4 separate regions of the Homo sapiens genome follow, and all the other regions are linked to region 1. The links are chromatin contacts, found by Hi-C or POLR2A ChIA-PET in ENCODE. All regions are on one chromosome and are shown on one strand. Each heading gives the region's core, a stretch centred on a gene start or an enhancer-like site at or near the end of the contact. The rest is flanking DNA. Distances are from core to core; before and after follow the strand shown. Region 1 holds the start of PSME4 (proteasome activator subunit 4). Region 2 has its middle 14 kb from the start of EML6. Region 3 holds the start of SPTBN1-AS2 (SPTBN1 antisense RNA 2). Region 4 overlaps SPTBN1 (spectrin beta, non-erythrocytic 1).

Evidence for each region. A loop is a pair of places that touch in the nucleus more often than their neighbours do. ChIA-PET counts read pairs that join two places held with the same protein, here RNA polymerase II (POLR2A). Pooled maps may share reads with other maps.
Region 2: a map with no recorded cell type shows a loop between it and region 1 (4-fold over the local background). The contact joins the enhancer-like site here to the promoter of PSME4 in region 1. A Hi-C loop is called at or near these places in 2 of 37 single-sample maps with no recorded cell type and 9 of 50 pooled maps.
Region 3: a loop to region 1 is called in a pooled map, with 6 times the contacts of the local background. The contact joins the promoter of SPTBN1-AS2 here to the promoter of PSME4 in region 1. A Hi-C loop is called at or near these places in 8 of 50 pooled maps. POLR2A ChIA-PET finds 5 or more read pairs at or near these places in 3 of 52 experiments (CD4-positive, alpha-beta T cell, GM12878 and activated B cell).
Region 4: a map of OCI-LY7 shows a loop between it and region 1 (2.9-fold over the local background). The contact joins the enhancer-like site here to the promoter of PSME4 in region 1. A Hi-C loop is called at or near these places in 1 of 168 maps with a recorded cell type or tissue (OCI-LY7), 6 of 37 single-sample maps with no recorded cell type and 5 of 50 pooled maps. POLR2A ChIA-PET finds 5 or more read pairs at or near these places in 1 of 52 experiments (GM12878).

What each region holds. Positions count from the first base shown.
Region 1 is chr2:53,969,642-53,972,528 of GRCh38, forward strand. It overlaps PSME4 (proteasome activator subunit 4), which reads right to left and starts at 1,352. Exons shown (of 47, transcript NM_014614.3): 1 at 902-1,352. The coding sequence starts at 1,143. It also overlaps a transcript of ACYP2 not described here. RefSeq lists enhancers at 200-964, 1,231-1,525, 1,821-1,870 and silencers at 1,021-1,220, 1,195-1,356, 1,231-1,620.
Region 2 is chr2:54,707,995-54,710,881 of GRCh38, forward strand. No RefSeq gene overlaps it. Among named protein-coding and RNA genes, the nearest start is that of EML6, 14 kb to the right of the region's middle. Within about 2 kb of position 1,402, at least 11 of the 41 ENCODE cell types and tissues checked have a DNase peak (open chromatin) inside an H3K27ac peak, as active enhancers do.
Region 3 is chr2:54,678,622-54,681,508 of GRCh38, forward strand. It overlaps SPTBN1-AS2 (SPTBN1 antisense RNA 2), which reads right to left and starts at 1,424. Exons shown (of 3, transcript NR_186176.1): 1 at 1,203-1,424. The region is part of intron 1 of LOC105374653 (a long non-coding RNA gene); the gene reads left to right.
Region 4 is chr2:54,633,376-54,636,262 of GRCh38, forward strand. All of the region lies in intron 17 of SPTBN1 (spectrin beta, non-erythrocytic 1), which reads left to right. Among named protein-coding and RNA genes, the nearest start is that of SPTBN1-AS2, 45 kb to the right of the region's middle. RefSeq lists enhancers at 1,402-1,581, 1,822-1,881. Within about 2 kb of position 1,421, at least 24 of the 41 ENCODE cell types and tissues checked have a DNase peak (open chromatin) inside an H3K27ac peak, as active enhancers do; they include GM12878 and OCI-LY7, where a contact is called at or near this core.

The DNA.
Region 1 (2,887 bases), core at 102-2,601:
CCAGCAAGTAAATGTAACCTTTTTTCCCCCACTGTATTTTCACTCGTTTTTTTTTTTTTTTTCCTAATTTCAGTGACACTATAGTTTGAAGCTAGTTTACAAACAGAACTCCTGAAACTGATTTAGGTAATCTCTTAATCTGAGTAACTCAAAAAATTAACACAAGCCTGATACTAATATCGCCCTGGACATCCTGACAGTGCTCTTCCCTACTTTCCTCAGTATCTTAAATGTCTCTCCAAAAGAAATGTCACAACAGGAGCAACACACAATCCAAAACAACACTGTCCACATAAGACGTTAAGCTCAAGAATGAGGTCTGACTTTAAACGACCCTTTTCGATCAACTCCGCCAGGTCTGAGAGGGCCCCCAAAAAGCAAAACCCTTAAGTTTCCCTATGGTCTTCTCTCCATTCAGAAAGTTACTAGACGCCAACGGAGATGCGAAGAGGCGGGGATCGTAGGGGAAGGAAGAACCGGAGGAAGCAAGGAGACAAGTCAAGGAACTCCCCCAAAGACAAATTCTCTTTGCCCCGCCTCTCCCATGCGCAAAAGTCCACGGAGGACCCTTGAGAAAGGCTCACCTCTCTCCCTCGGGGCCGGGGCCCTTGGGCTACCCAGGGCCCCCCAGGTGGGAAGACAACAACCCGAACACTTCGGGAGAAGCAGATGCGGAGGACGTAGAGGGATGGTAAAGACCCGGGAAGTCCCGTAGGAAAGTGGCAGGGAGGACGGCTTGAGTACTTCACAGGCTCTGTCACGACCCTGGGATCACCGCTCGGGGACAGCTCCAGCGAGGACAGAGCTAAGGGTCCAGCCCTCTGGACAAAGAGCAACCATCCCCGACACCTCTCACTGAGCCTTTCCCCCCGGCCCGGCCCGCAGGCCCGGGCACACTTACGTGGAGAGTTTCCTGGTCCAGAAGAGGCCCCCGGGCCACAGCTCTTGGAGCTGCACGGCCCGGCCCAGGTTGCATTTGATCTGGGCCAGCTGCAAGTCGGACTCGGCGTCTAGCCGCTCCGCGTAGGGCAGCAGCTTGTTGTAGACGATCTCCTTCTGCGGGACGAAGCCCCGCGGGCCCGGCTCGGGACGCCCGCCCGGCTCCGGGGGCTCTCCGACTCCCGCCCGCTCGGCCGGCTCCATGAGCCCAGGGACACCCCCCCCACCCCCTCCCACCCGAACCCTCCCCGGCCCCCACCCCTCTCCGGGCTCCGCCTCCTCCGCGTCTTCGTCGCCCTGCGGCCGCTGGCGGCCCGTCGCCCTCGGACCGATCGCTAGGCCCCCTTCCCTGGCCGGCGTGCTGCTGGGCCCCACGCGGCTCTCAGTTCGTTGGCGGCGGCAGCGGCCGCTCTGCCCGCCCCGCACCGGCTCTGCTGGTGACGCTGCAGCCGCCGGGCCCAGAGGTTCCGGACCGGCCTCAAGTCACTTCCGGGGCGGGGCGGGGCGGAGCGACGGCGTCGGGGGAGGCGGTGGTGGCGGCAGCTGGAGCCCAACGGGCTGCGCCTTCTTCGCCGTGGGCCCGGCTCGGAGCCCCCACCCCAGGCCTCACCGGCCCAGCGCGAGGCTGCCTCACCGGAAACACGAGGCCGAATTCCAAGCTATTGTCCTGCTTCGCCGGGGGTCGCGCACTCCAAGCGGCAGCCCACTGGAGTCCCAGTCGCCACGACAGGCGGCAGCCAGGTCGGCCTGGTCCCCCTAGCCGAGCAGCCCCGGCTTCTGGGTTAGAGGGGTTTATGGAAAAGCCTACGTACCCACTTGCTCCTTATAGATTTATTTACTCCATCCCGCTTGTTCCTTATAGATTTAATTTTTCTGTCCCCTTTAAGTCCCCATCTTTCTGGTATTCTGGCCGCCATCATTCCAAAGAAGAAAATAGTTACTCGCTGAACAAATGCTATTTGAACAGCTGTTTTGTGTGTAAGGCGCTCAGTTTAGGCTATTGAGATAGAAAGTTTAACCTGGTTTCCGCCCTCCCAAGGACTTAGTCTAGCAGAGATAAAGACGTGAATTACAAGATAATGCTCTTAATTGCTAGATAAGTACAAGAATCCTTAGGAACTCTACAAAGAAGTTGAAACTAGGGGGTTTGAGAGGGTGTCATTTTCCTAGAAGTGATACTTAATTTAAGCTATGAAGGTTGAGTGCAAAGTTGGTTAGAAAAAGGAGGGAGGAGGACACGTATTTCAGCTGAGAGAACAGCTTTGACGCTGCAAGCATGTATTCTAAAAATTCAAAGTTCAAAATAGCGTAAGAGAGGGGACGGAGAAATGAGACTGAGAAGGCAATCCTAAGGAATTCAGAGCTTTATCCTAGAGACAAACTTCCAAAAGATTTTAAGCATAGCAGTGGGATGATATAATTTACATTTTTTAAGAATTACTCTGGCGGCCGGGCGCAGTGGCTCACGCCTGTAATCCCAGCACTTTGGGAGGCCGAGGCGGGCGGATCACGAGGTCAGGAGTTCGAGACCAGTCTGGCCAACATGGTGAAACCCCGTCTCTACTAAAAATACAAAAAAGTTAGCCGGGCGTGGTGGCGGACGCCTGTAATCCCAGCTACTCGGGAGGCTGAGGCAGGAGAATCGCTTGAAACCGGAAGGCGGAGGTTGCAGTGAGCCAAGATCGCGCCAGGGCACTCCAGCCTGGGCAACAAGAGCGAAACTCCGTCTCAAAAAATAAAAGGGCCAGGCGCGTGGTGGCTCACGCCTGTAATCCCAGCACTTTGGGAGGCCGAGGCGGGTGGATCACGGGGTCAGGAGATGGAGACCATCCTGGCTAACATGGTGAAACCCCGTCTCTACTAAAAATACAAAAAAATTAGCCGGGCATGGTGGCGGGCGCCTGTAGTCCCAGCTACTCGGGAGGCTGAGGCAGGAGAATGGCGTGAA
Region 2 (2,887 bases), core at 152-2,651, 740 kb after region 1:
TACCAGCAGCAGGGTTCAAAAGAGTAAATTTTTTAGTCTCCTTCCCTTTAGTAAAGTGGATATTTTCAGAAATACAGAATTTTGGGTGTCAAGCTATTTGGATAATCGTTTCTCTAGTTTTCCTCACTCTAGAACCCAACTATGTGATATTGAGGCCTTTATATTACCATTCATTGATGACATAATACTGTCCCTTCTGCGTGCAATTTTGGAAATTTATTCATCTATGCTGCATAATGGTAGCAATTTAATGAACTTGTAACATATTATTTAGCTCATTAAAGTCTTTGCATTTAAACAATGTTGATGCTTTTAAGGTTGTGAAGAAATCTTAGTTTAATGCAGAATTAGTTCTAATACATTCTAGAATTTTATCAGAAAACTTTCATGGCCAGGCAAACTAAAAACACAGTAACAGTAACTCAGGCAATCACACAGACTCATGCATAATTAAATCCTCCTTTTACATTTTTTGGGAGTCTTCTTTGAGAGGATATTTTAAATATTGATGTTGTGCAACTATAATTAATAATAAATATTTGGAGTGCTATTGATGACAGTGGTGGGCCTTCCGGAGCAGCCGCTGCCACCACGCTGGCTGCAGTGGGGAGGCGCAGGCGGTGGTGGCAGGAGCCGCTGCAGGAGCAGCAGTGGCGGTGGTGGGTGTGCCCCACGTCCCCTGTGCCCCGCGTTCCTGAGGCAGCCAACTGCACCACCCTCACCTTCACACAGCGGGGCAGGACCCACTCCCAGGTTTGGGACCTCCACTGGGGCCTCAACCTTGCTCCCGCCACGTCTTGGCAGCCCCCGAGCCCCCAGCTGAAGGCACAACCAGGACTCATGGGGCCGCCTGAGAGCGTCGGGTTTGTTTGTGCAGAGTTTGCAGGGGCTGCTGCGCCGCCTGCACCTTGCCTACCGCTGCTGCAGGCAAAATGCGGAGAGGAGGCTAGCAGACCCTGGAGCCCACCCCTGGGAGACCCCTCGGAGCCTGCCGTCCTGGGAGCCCCCATGGTGGGGCCAGGCCGATTCACCCACTGGCAGGGGAGCAGTACGGTGGGGCATGGAGGGACAGGCAGAGAGGAGCCTGGAGGAGGAGCTGGGCCCGTGGCAATGCTGTGTTCCATGGAGTCGGCAGGAGCCCCGCCTTCCCAGGGACAGCTGTAGCCGCCCAAGTCGTGGCTGTGGACCCAGGCCTCCCTGTGCTCTTGGGGGCCGGGAGCAGGCAGGAGCCCTGCCCTCCCAGGTGCAGCTACAGCCGCCTAGCCGCGGCTGCGGATCCAGGCATCTCCGCACTCTTGGGGGCCAGGAAGGCCCCCCTTTACCCCCGCAGCCTTGGAGGTGTCTGCTCCTGCTGCCTGGCTTCTCCCAGCTCCTGCTGCTCACTCTGATCTCGGAGCAAGGTTGGGGCCAAGCCCAGGTGCTGTTGCAGCCCAGCTGGGTGTGCGCACACTCAGGGCAGCGCTGACACACCAGTCCCCTGCCGCCTCAGCCTCCTCTGGGCTTTGGGCACCGATAAGCCCGTGAGGGAGGCCGCGGCAGGGGCTGAGGGCAGCTTTGCACTGGCCTGCTGGTGCCCCTGGGCCGGAACCGCCTGGGCACCATAAAGGCGGCAGGATCAGACAGGCTCCTGGGAAACAGGCAGGTCCCTGGTGAAGCCCCACCTTCCATCCGGGGAAGGTCTGAAGTCTGGCGGCCGGGCTGCTGGTCCCGTGATCAGAGTGGGAACTTGTGGTGCTTTTTTCGGGCCGTCCATGGCTGCTAATGGACTGACTGGCACACACTTCCTCCCCTCTGAGGCCCATAAAAAGCCACGGACTCAGCCAGACCTGAAGAGACGATGGGACGACCTACCTAAAGAGAAGACCTACCCTTCTCTGCTGAGAGCTGAACACTCATTGGGAAAACCCTGGCTACCTAGAGGAGCTACCTACTGCGGGTCTCCTCTGAGCTGTTCTGTTGTTCAGTAAAGCTCCTCTTTGTCTTGTTCATCCTCCACTTGTCCGTGTACCTCATTCTTCCTGGACACCCAGGACAAGAAATCGGGACCCGTCAAATGGTGGGGCTAAAAGAGCTGTAACACAAACAGGGCTGAAACACGCCTTTTGCTTGCCACGTTGCGGGCAACAAGAAGGAGAGAAGAGAGAAGAAAAGAAGAGCTGCAGCCCGTCAGGGATCCCAGACCTAGGAGCTCCCCGAGCCAGGTCTGTGACACCCTCTTTAGGGCTCTGCAGTTTCTGGCGTCTCCAAGCTTCTGGGTATCACCATGTTCCCTGATGTCAGCTGTGGAAGTTGCTTATGGTACGCCTGGTCTAGCAGCAGCCTTGCGGGGAGCCAGCTCTGGAGCCAGCACCTGGAGCTGCCCACCCTGCTGCAGCTGGAGTGCCTGGCTGCGCACAGTGGCCGGACCCCAAGCTCGCCCACACCTCTTGCTGCTCCACGCCTGACTTGCCCTTGGCAGGTGTGGGATCCAGGCCAGTAGTGCGAGCCAAGGGTAACCTTCCAGGCAGAGTGGGCGGAATGAGCCCAGAGGGCCAGAGCAAAACCCAGCAAAGGTACCACTGGCCACAGAGGTTTCTGGATGGCCAAGTGACACTCCAAGGATCCCATAACGCTATGTGGTATGTATTATAATCACTTTACATACATTCTCCAGTTCATCGAATTCTCACAACATATTTATGAAATGTGTTTTATTATCCATGCCTATTTTAAAGATAAGTAAACTGAGATGTTAAGAGATAAATAACTTGCCCAGGGTCACATATCCAGATGGTAGAATTGGACTTGAATGGAGATGTCTGACTCCAGAGCCCAAATCCTTAACCATCACCCTACACTTTCTCCCTATTCTCATTGGAGAAAATGATAAACCAAAATCTTACTTGAT
Region 3 (2,887 bases), core at 174-2,673, 710 kb after region 1:
GCATCATAAACATTTTGCTGTGTTTCTACAAGACTTTGTGATGCTTATTTCAAGGACTATTGGTAGTTTTCCACAAGTTGATGCAGCATCAGGCATTAAAATGCTCCCCAGATGCTGAGCATTTAGCAATAACACCATTCTCCACCAAAGAGGCTTGTGTTCCCAAAATTACAGCTCTTGGTTCTTTTTGAGAGCAGTTTTCTGGGGGCATAAACTGCCCCCTGGTATGGCTACTGCACAGACCATATTCCCCTTTAATCACGTGCCTTGGTGCAGGGTACGCATCTACTAACCACTTTCCCCTTGTGGAAATGTTCTCCCAGGGGAGTCATTCTCCTGCCCAGCCTCAGAGAGAGCCTTGATCTCAGCCGCTCTGACAGCTTCAGTCACTTTACATTTCAGGAAACTGAATATAGGTTCTAATCTCTTTGCTCTCTAAAAGCTTCTGGGGTCCTAATGCAAATTTTATCACCCCTAGTTTAACACACTGTAAGCCCACATCAATAATTTTCAAACACAAGCACACAAATAATTTTTATCTTACCAAACACCCTCCCAAGCTTCTTGGCAATTGCCAGGTCAGAAGCTAAGGACACGTTTACAGATTTTTGCTAAATATTCCTATTACTCCTTTCCAAATTACTTTCCAAACAGTGTATCCATTTAGTTACTAGCTATAAACAAAGGTACAGTCAGTCCTCACTTAAGGTTGTCAATATGTTCTTGCAATCTGAAAGTAAGTAACACCAATTTTACCACAAGCAAATTAATATTCCTATGGTTTATTTCTAGTCACAAACACATCAAAATTCTAAATAAAAACCAAAGGCCGGGCGCGGTGGCTCATGACTGTTATCCCAGCACTTTGGGAGGCCGAGGCGAGTGGATCATAAGGTCAGGAGTTCAAGACCAGCCTGACCAACATGGTGAAACCCCGTCTCTACTAAAAATACAAAAATTAGCCGGGCATGGTGGCGCATGCCTGTAGTCCCAGCTACTCAGGAGGCTGAAGCAGGAGAAACACTAGAACCTGGGAGGCAGAGGTTGCAGTGAGCCAAGATTGCACCACTGCACTCCAGCCTGGGCAACAGAGTGAGACTCCGTCTCAAAAAAAAAAAACACTTCTGATATTAACCACTGAAATAAATATGAGCTATACATACATTTAAGAAAGATAAATAAAAGCAAGTAAGATAACTTACTCAATAATAACAGTTCTCTAGGTTGCCGGAGTCTCCAGTCTCCGGTTGCTGTAGCTCATTCCAGCAGCTCAGGGCTTAAAGTAAGAACCAGCCCTGAACAGGACACTGTCACATCGCAGGGCACACTCACACACACCCCACACTCACACCAGGACCATGTAGACATGCCGGTGAACTGAACATGCACCTCTTTGAGGGGTGGGAGAAAACCAGAGCATCCAGAGCAAAACCCCTGTGGACGTGGGGAGAGCATGCAAACCACACAGACAGTGGCCCTGGCAGAGAATCAATTTTTTTCTCATCATTAAAAAAAAAAAAAAAAAGTTGAATGAAATGACATTATCTGAGGAACTGTTCTCGTTGTTGTGCTACAGAAACAATTGTTTTTGTTTTTAGTAACTATCATATGGCACCTCAAGCTGTGAGTTTCTTTGACTGCTAGCTAGGGTCAACTTTTTCTCCTGTTTTTGTCATCTTTCTTTTTTCTCTTTCTTTCTTTCTTTCTTTCTTTCTTTCTTTCTTTCTTTCTTTCTTTCTTTCTTTCTTTCCTTCCTTCCTTTCTTCCTTCCTTCCTTCCTTTCTTTCTTTTTCTTCTTTCTTCTTGCTTTTTTTTTTCCTTTTTGTTGAGATGGGGTCTTATCTGTCACCCAACCTGGGGTATAGTGGCATGATCACGGCTCACTGCAGCCTCGACCTCCCAGGCTCAATCGATCCTCCTGAGAGCTGGGACTACAGGGATGTGTCACCACTTTCTTTTTGAGTGAATTGAATTGTTCATTCATATCTGATTTACTGAGGGTTCTGAATCACAAGCCACAAAAACCAACTCTGGCTAATTTAGCAGAAAAGGAACTTATTAAGGCTCCCAGAATCTCCAGGAGGACAAGGGCACCAGGCTTAGGGCTTATACAGCCAGGAAAAATGTCCAAAGTCCAGCCTAGGGCAGGCTCCTGGAACTCGTCACTGGACTCTGACACTGCCAGGTGCCCACCATGACACCATACTGTGCGCAAACCCTGCTGTGGGAATTGCTGTCTTTGACAGCAACACGCTGCTGCAGTGACAGCTGTCCCTGCCACTGCCCTCACAGAACAGATTCTGCCAGGCTCCCCTCTGCACATGACCAGCCTCTAATTCAAAATCATGCAGGTGTACAATTGACAGATACTGGCCATGGATCTGTGCCCTTGCTGCAAGTGCAGCTGGGAAAAGACCTCATATTCTGCAGAAGGAAGGTTCTGCCCCTTGAGGTTACAGATTCTGCAAACACAGGAACAGCGTTTAAAAAGTAGCTGGCTGTGTGAATTTCCCTTTGCTGCTATACCAAATTACCACAAACTTAGTGGCTTCAAACAACATAAATTTATTATCTTACAGTTCTTCCATAAGTAAGAAGTCTGACACAAAAACTCACTGCATTAAAATCAAGGTGTTGGCAGGGCTCTTTTCCTTTTGGGATGCTCTAGAGGAAATTTCAATTCCTTGCTGTTTGCAACATTTAGAAGCTGCCCACATTCCTTGGCTCATGACCCCTTCCCCATATTCAAAGCCAGCAATAGTGATCAAGTCTTTCTCACACTGCATCACTGTTGCCATCCTCTGCCTCCTTCATCTACTTTCAAGGACCCTTGTGATTATATTGGGCCCACCTGTGTAATCCAGGATACTCTCCCTGATATGGTTTG
Region 4 (2,887 bases), core at 171-2,670, 660 kb after region 1:
TCATTTCTTGTTTAAAATTATTTTTTTATTTACGTGTGTGTGTGTGTGTGCGTGTGTGTGTCTGTCTGTCTGTCTGAAAGATTTCCTCCCCGGCTGGAGGCCAGTGGACTCTGTTTGACCCTAACTCTTTGACTCACTCCTTACTCTTGCCTTGCCCCGGTTACTTAAGTTGGAGGTTGGGGCAGATCAGGGGTTGGATGCACTAGCACAGGCCAGTCTGGGCCAGCCACTGGATCAATCACTAGCCCCTGTTCCAGTTTGGGTTGAATTTAAGGGCTTGCTGTGAGACTGATGTAATCAAAAAACAAGCCCTTCCTTTCTGCCTCTCTTCTGGCCTTCAAGTGTGTTGGAAAGGAAAAATATTCCTTTGCTTACCACATCTGAGAGGGTTTCCTGGGACCCCTGGTCAGGTTGACTTAAAATAAGATGGGTGGAGAGGGGATTACTCTGTTTCCAATAAAGATTGAGCTCCTGTCTTTACCACTTCCAATCTTTTTTTCTGAGCTGATTCCCAGGCTGAACTATATGTTCTAGGGTGGTATTGTGGAATAGAGAATAACTTATGTTAATTATAATTTTGTATCTGTTGCTTTTAAAACAGCTGCAAAAAAGAAAAATAAATCCACCAAACCCTCCTTAAATGAGCATGAGAAACAGCAATTGGGCAAAGCATTCATAACCTAGGGAAAAAGAATTTCCTTTTTTTGTAATATTAACTCTGAGTATTTTGTAAATAAGATATCCTATGTACTTCCATGTTAGATGCACACAGCTGGTTTCCTGCAGGCGGGCTTGGCTGTTAGGGATGTGTGCATTCAGGCAGGCATGCAGCTGCCTTGCTGCTTCCTCGGTTTCTTTTTATGTCCCCAGTGCTGCAACTGCACAAAGCTGTTGGAAGCAGATGATGCTGTCTAGACTCCTGGATATGATAAAACGTTTCAGCAGCAGCAGCCCTCAGTTGTGGCTTAACCTTCATTTTGCCCTTGACCAAGAGCCTGGGCTACTGGTGTTCCAGAGCTTCCTTAGGATTCCTCAGTTTTAAAAATGAAACGTAAAGATAACCCTGTACTATCAATAAGCATAATAAAGATGGAAGGAGGGAGCTTTCCGATGACCTGCCATCAGGAGAACTACATTTTCTTATTTTTCTCCATTGATGTTAACTGAATTCTGATTTCACTTTAATATCCCCAGAGGCCCACAGAATTGAAACTGACCCTAGAGGGTACTTGTCAGTTATGAAAACACACACATCTGTGAGTTCCAGGTGCTGTAGGAGCACAAACTAAGTAAACATCTAAACCTTCAGATATAATCCCCGCTCCTCGAAACATCCTGACACTGTGGTGAAGCGATTCTCCTAGAATGTAAAGTCATTATAATGTGCTTACGTTCAGGAAGTTTCCTGAGTTGTTGAAAGAGTACCAGAACAAAGACACTGACTCTAACAGATGTGGGTGGGGCATGAGTGGCCTTCAAAGTGCCTGTGAGTGGGAAGAGACTGTCCTCAGCCTGCCCCAGGGGATGTGAACAGGGAGGGAGGGAGCTCCTGACCAAGAGGGAAATTCCAGCCACAGCACAGTTCATGGGGAGCAAGGAACAGTATCCAGCTTCATAAAGCAAGACCCTGTCTCACACCGGAAAACAGGCTCAGAAGTTACCCAGCTGTTTCACTCAGGCACCTGGGGTTCTTGACTATTCACAGAAACCAGAACACCCGCATCTGCTTCATGTGATGAGGGAGCTTTTTTGAGTCTTATTACAGGGAGAGAAAGTGAGAGATGGAAAAGCACTCTTTAAGACTGTGGAAACTACTCCCTAGTTTTAAAAGGTCCTTCTCAGGCCCTTCCCTGTAATTGAATCCGTGATCCAACATGGAGAGAATTTCCTGAGTTTCACTTCCCACGAATGATGTCCGTTGCACTAGTAAACCATTAAGCCACACTCACTTCTTTTAAGCGTCTTCTGAGTCAGCGGCAGTCCCAGATGCCTGTGTGGCTGTGTTTCACACCACACGAAGGCCGTTGTCACACCTGCGCATAGATCGGTGTCATTTGGACATGTGACTCTAAATCCTTGCCTCTTTCTTCCCATCTTGATGGTCCCACTATAGGAGAAAGGCTGCCTGGGCCGGTAACTGCCGGGCATGCATGAGAGTTGATTATATAAGAAATACATTCAGGATTCTGTATGGTCATATTTCTCCCTTAATGAATCTTTCCAGTGTTTGAAGTTACTTTCATTTCTGTTATTTCCGTGAGAGGCGAGGATGTGTGTCCTGTTGTTAATTTCCAGTATCTGGGATTCTTCCCTGCCACTGTAGGACTTCAATGAGATGCCATGCCAAAGGGAATGGAATCCTTTATCCCTTTGACTACTGGCAGGACTCCTGCATTTGTCACTAAACTCCAACTCATATTATCTCCTTTCTAAAGATTTGCGTTCTTGAACTCCCCTAGAAATAGAACTGGAATTTGAGGGAAGGGAATTTCCTTTTGACATTCCTAACCCATCCACATTCTTAGATGACTAATTCTTTTTAGCCCAAATTCACTAACAATCTTTTATTTTTTTAAATTTAATTTTGGTTTCTGATGATAGATGGCAATGGCATAAAATGTCTCTGGCCTTTATTATTTTTTGTTGTTGTAAAAGCAGTAAATGTCTGACATTTTCAAGGGGAAAACTACTGCCCTTAATCCCATCTGTAGCATATGCCATTTAAGTGTTTGCTTTCTAACCCATGCCTTGGAGTTTTATATCATTTAATATGTATAAACTATTTTCATTTAGCATTATAGTATAATTATTTTTCTACGTTTGCATTTTGCCTATGTGGTATAAGCATATTAAGATCCCTTTTCCTGATGCTATGGAACTCCTTTCA